2 separate regions of the Homo sapiens genome follow, and region 1 is linked to region 2. The links are chromatin loops, found by intact Hi-C in ENCODE. Cell type or tissue: mammary epithelial cell. All regions are shown on one strand. Links, peaks and the distances in the headings refer to the core of each region. The heading gives the core; the rest is flanking DNA.

Region 1 (2,914 bases), core at 224-2,723, 270 kb after region 2:
GAAATATTATTATACTAAGAAATAATAAAGTATCATCATTGCTGCTATTTCCCTTATCTTTGGTCATATTAAATATGACCAAAATAATTTTCTACAAATTGAACCTGATATTATTGTATTACTCAAGTTAATGTATAATGCATTCTACACTTTTCTCCACTTTTACAAAATACTTATATTGCATTATTGCTCAGTCAGTTTATTGGATAATGTTGATCACTGTAGACATCTTTAAAAGTGCAGGACATGGGGAAGGGGGAACAAGATGGCTGATTAGATGCAGCCAGGAGGCACTGCTCCCACTCAGAGAGACCAAATTATCAAGTAAACCACCATAATTCGGGAATGTCTTCAGAAAGAAAATGCCGAACTCAATGAAGAGGTGATGCTGAAGCTGAGACTGAACAGGGAGGAAGCTGGGAACCCCATGCAGGGTACCTGAATGCTAGAGCTAGCTCCTGAACCTGAATGGTTCCTGGGAAAGAAGTGAATGAAGGATGACTCACACTTGTCATGAACCTCTGGGATCCTTGCTACAGGGGACCCCACATCCCCCATGGACTTATGAATTGTCTGGAGGATCTTCCTAGGGAGCAGGCAGAGACAAGCCTTCAGACAGCATGGAGCCTGGGAGCGTTTGTTCACTGGGCAGCTCCAGCAGAGAGCAGCCATAGATGGCCACGCTCCAGGGATCTCTATGCACCTCCGGGAGGCACTGGCCTTAGCTGACCTCTGAGCTAAGAGAGAGCAGGGCTGGTTTCCCTGTGGGACTAGAGCACGTGTATTCCATAAGCCCTCCTGCCCACTGGCCTCTCCTGCCCACTGGCCCCCATAGGGTCCATGCCTAACTGTTCTGCAGAAAAAAGTTCACAGTGAGGCCTCTGCAGTCCAGTCTGAGTGCATTGTTCCACAAGAATACTTTCCTGGTAACCCAAGAGCACATCAGATCCCTCAGCACAACTAGAACCCAACTCTGAGCCATGGGATACCCCCAGGGATGCAGCACACAGCTGGGGAGAATGAGCCAAGCTCTGTAGCCTGCACCTGAGCAGGGAAGGAGCCCCCATCTTAAAAGCACTGCAACAGGTGAGATGCACAGGTTCTTGGGCCAGGGTGGAAGTGGGGTGAGCTTCCTTCTGAAGGACCATTCCAGAAAGGCTGTGGCATATCTCCCTGCTGTAGCCTTTCCTTAAGGGAGCCCCACGGCCCAGAGCACCTAACAAAAGAAATGTGGACATGGTGCCATTGATTGAAAGGGGCTCCCCAGTGGGCCATGAGCAGACCTGGTGAGGGAGTAGTGTATCTCCCCTCAACCACAGAGCATGTCTGCAAACTGAGTGAAGTACATAAAGTGGTACAGTTTGGTATTAGCCTACCTATAAGCCATTACTCTTAAGCACCATCTACTGCATCACAGCCCAAACTACAACAACAAAAATTATCCTGCTAATAACATATATGCCTGTGAAAACAAGCACAACAATTCACCCATACATAAAGATCCTATGCAGAGCCCTGACCCTCAGAAAGCATCCAGAAATGAAGCCAAGTGACTATACTCAACTTATATCATAGTTAAATGAACACCAACCCTCCAAAATGAGAAAGAATCAGCACAATAATTCTGCTAATTCATAAGGCCAGTATGTCCGCTTACCTCCAAACGAGTCCACTAGCTCCCCAACAATGGTTCTTAACCAGCCTGAAATGACAGACATAGAATTCAGAATCTGGATGGCAAGGACACTCATCAAGTTTCAGGAGAATACTGAAATCCAATCCAGTGAATTCAAGGAATCCAGTAAAATAATCCCAGAGCAACAGTCATTCTAAGAAAAAAAAAAAAACAAAACTGAAATTCTAGAAAAATTCACTACAAGAATTTCATAATACAATTAGATGTATTAAGAACAGAAAAGACTAAGCTGAGGAAAGAATCTCAGAGCTTGAAGGCTGGTTCTTTAAGTTAACTCAGACCAAAAAAAAAAGATAAGAAAAAGAAGTTTTAAGGAATGAACAAAACCTCCAAGAAATATGGGATTATATAAAGAGACAAAATCTATGACTCCTTTCTATTCCTGAGAGAGAATAAGCAATTTGGGAAATATATTTGAGGATATAGTCCATTAAAAGTTTCCTAATCTCACTAGAGAGGTTGGCATGCAAATAAATATAGAAAACCCCAGCTAGATACAATGTAAGACTACCATCCCCAAGGAACATAGTCATTAGATTCATCAAGATCAACACAAATGAAAAAATCTTAAAGTCAACCAGAGAGAAGGTCAAATCACATCCAGAGGGAACTTTATGAGGTTAGCAGCAAACTTCTCAGCAGAAACCTTATAAACCAGAAGAGATTGAGGGCCTATTTTCAGCATTGTTAGAAAAAAAAATTCCAATCAAAAATTTCATATCCTACCAAACCAAGCTTCATAAGTGAAGGAGAAATAAAATCCTTTTCAGATAAGCAAACACTGAGGGAATTTGTTTCAAAGAAACCAGACTTACAACAGGTCCTTAGAGAGTGCTAAACATGGAATGAAAAAAACACCTGCTACCACAAAACACACCTAAGCAGATAGCCCACAGGCACTTTAAAGCAACTGCACAACCAGCTAACAGGATCAAAAATCACACATATCAATGCTAACCTTGAATTAAGTGGGGTCAAACACTCCATTTAAAAGACATAAAGTGGCAAGCTGAATGGAAAGACAAGACCCAACCATCTGTTGTCTTCAAGAGACCCATCTCATATATAATGACACTCATTGGCTCAAAGGGTTGAGAAAGATCTACCATGCAAACAGAAAAGAAAAAAGAGAAGAAGTCACTATTTTTATATAAGAAAAAATAGACTTTAAGCCAATAAAAATGTAGAAGGACCATGAAGGACATTACACAATGATAA
Region 2 (2,914 bases), core at 99-2,598:
GTTCACTTTCCTTCAGAAAATATTGTATTGAAATAAGATAATTTTCAAAAATAAAGGCAAACATTTTACGTGTTTAATTATGTTTTTTAAGTTGTATTGATTTTTTTTTCCTGTTTGAGTATCCTTTTCTATCCATGTTACTGCTGTATATAACAATTGATTGTTAGAGAAATTGCTTGACTTTACCTCTCACCTTTGGTTAAAAATATAAAGAGCTACTTCACTCTTTAGATAGATAGTTTTTCTTTTATCCTTAGTAGTACATTGACTAACATTTTACACCACCCCCCCTAAAAAAAATCCCCAAAGGGAATCAAAATGAAAAAAAAATGAAAAAAAACAAGCCTATTATTTGTGTCTGCTTTTAGAACTCAAATTAATTAGTTAGATGAAATCAAGTTCTATTATTAATCTAACTAAATATACTGAGTATAGAGTAATTTCAGACATCTTCCCTTCACCAAGTTTATTTAAGGTTCTTTGGCAGGAACTGGTGCTGGAATAGGCAGCTTCTTGGATGCTTTCTACTTGCAATTTGATACCTAATGGTTTTCCTTTTGGCTGAGAAACTTCACAAACAGAAATGAGCGCTTGATCATGTGACTCGAGCACTGCAGGAGCTTGGGTCTGTGGAAACAAGGCGGGGGCAGCGGTCATGGGATGAAGACTGCTCGTGGTTGCTGTGTTCAAGATGTAGCAGGCGAAGAATACATCCTGAGAAGGATAAAGCCATGTCCTTAGAGTTCAGGCATGACCTCTGAGAGCTGGTTGAACATCCTCCTCCATCCCGGGTGAAGCAGCTGCTTCCACTCTGCTGGATACCCTTTTGGCGCAAGGCAGAATGCATCAAAACTGTGTGGAGTGAAACGCGTGAACCCTGTTCTACCAACAGTCACACAATTCAGGGAAATTTGCTTTGCTGTTCTTAGCTTCATGGTTTTCATCTCTAAAATTGGGATAATATTTAAAAGTTACCATTTATTCAAGACAATGAGCCAACCACTGTGTTAAGTACTTTATATTTTCTCATTTAATCCTAAGTGGAAAAGCAACAAAGAAGTAGAGTTTAATCGTATGAGTCTATGTTCTGACCTCCTTATGCCCCACTTTTCTCTTCCGTAACCTGGAAATCATGACGGTTTTTACCTTCCAGCATTGTGAAGATTACTTGAGATAACGAACACAAATATTTACGAAAGTGATTGATCCACGGTAAGAATTCAGTAGATGATGGCTGTGATTAACAGTCCTCAAAAGGTAGCTATTATTCCCACTTTAAGGATGTGGAAATTGGTACCAATAACAGTTGCTAAGTAGTAGATCTGGGATTCAAGCATAGGTCTACTGGCTATTAAAACTTAGCTCAAACCACAAGGCTAATAAAAATTCCTGTTGCCCAAACCTTCTCATTCCCTTGGCCTTTTTTCCCACCCAGCCTGTCTTAGCTGGGCCTATTGGTCTCTATGGAGCACACTAACAGTCATTTCTACTCATCTAGTTCCCAGACAAACCCTGATTTGAGAGAGGAAGTTTCAAACCAGACTCAGCTTCTCCATCCTTTGAGGCTGGATATTGAGTCACTCTTCCTGTTACTGTTAACTCAGGACAAAGAGTTCCAGCACTAACCACAGAGTCTTGTCCTGTTCAGTAAAGAATGCACCACAGCCACCTCATGAGAAAGAGGAAGGCCTTCTGACTCCGGCCGCTGCCTCTCAGTCCCACTCCTGCAGTCGCCTCTGTATCTCTTCCCCTCTTGTCCTCCACACTCTACGGTTCTCAAAACCAGGCTCTGCTTGCTATTAGTACTGACAACACTGTCATCCACACTTTATATACGTCCCTTCTAATATTTATTGTATCCCTTGTGGCGACTATTAGTATCTCAAATTTAGATTGGAGAAGCAAATTTAGAATGATTAAATAATGTGTACAAGGTCACACAACCATTTATCTTTATAATGATAATAATCTGCATTTATTATTCATGAATATTTCAAAATCACCTAGAACAAGGTTTCTCAAGCCCAGCATTATTCCAGCCAGTGGAGACAGTGTGCTGTCCCCATTTGTTGACAGAGCACTGAATTTACAAACATTAACTCTACTTATACCTCATTACCTCTACTCTCATCCCATTGGCCATAATTAACTATATGGCCACACCTAACTAGGCTGGGATATGTGGCTTTTATGTCCATACAAAAAGCAGAAATTCTGTTACTATAGAAGAAGAACATAGAAATTGGCAACAACTAGCAATATTTGCCACAACACTTCATAGTGTTATCATGAGTACCAAGTGCACTGTGAATGTGACAGTGCTTTTGTAAGTTCAAAAGGACTGAACTAATACTGGCTGCAGACTTCTAAAGAAACCCTTGCACCACAAATCTTGAAATGGTACCAACTCATGAAAATAAGTAATAGTTAGCAACAATCACATCAAGTTTCCCCAGGCGCAACTAGCTTCACTTCAACTGGGAATTGCCACGAAAACCAGGGTTTATGCTGCTGAGTGAAGTACACAATGATCACAGGAATTCTGGATTTGGAAGATTTTACCATTAGCTGTGCTGCAAATCATTTGATTTTCATGCCATTTTTCTAGACTGGGATGAAAACACACACACACACACACACACACACACACACACACACCTCTCATTTACTGTAGTTCTCACATAGACATCTGAAAAAGGAGTCTACTGATTGTACACCTTATATTCAAGGACCTTTGACTTGGGAATTGAGTTTGTCAGGTACTGTACCAGTCTGCTTTGACTAAGCCAAATTCTGAGTCCAATTTTCACTTTTCTTATCTGCAAAACTAATGAAAAGGATGAGATCATCTCTCCATCAAAGTAATAGCATTCTATAAATTTTGCTTTCCTCAGCCACTACATAAAAGTCAGGG

Evidence for each region. A loop is a pair of places that touch in the nucleus more often than their neighbours do. Peaks named below come from ENCODE experiments on the same cell type or tissue, not always from the same donor. Only the 100,000 strongest peaks of a DNase experiment are listed, where the experiment ranks them.
Region 1: a loop joins it to region 2, with 15 times the contacts of the local background. A loop is called at or near these places in 6 of 110 quality-filtered maps.

Annotation. Positions count from the first base shown.
Region 1 is chr1:199,045,440-199,048,353 of GRCh38, forward strand. All of the region lies in intron 2 of LINC01221 (long intergenic non-protein coding RNA 1221), which reads left to right. Among named protein-coding and RNA genes, the nearest start is that of LINC01222, 28 kb to the left of the region's middle. In mammary epithelial cell, for the core only: a CTCF peak has its summit at 1,402; no DNase peak of the experiment used is centred there.
Region 2 is chr1:198,775,221-198,778,134 of GRCh38, forward strand. No RefSeq gene overlaps it. Among named protein-coding and RNA genes, the nearest start is that of MIR181B1, 82 kb to the right of the region's middle. In mammary epithelial cell, for the core only: no CTCF peak of the experiment used is centred there; a DNase peak (open chromatin) is centred at 1,521; H3K27ac peaks cover 1,817 bases.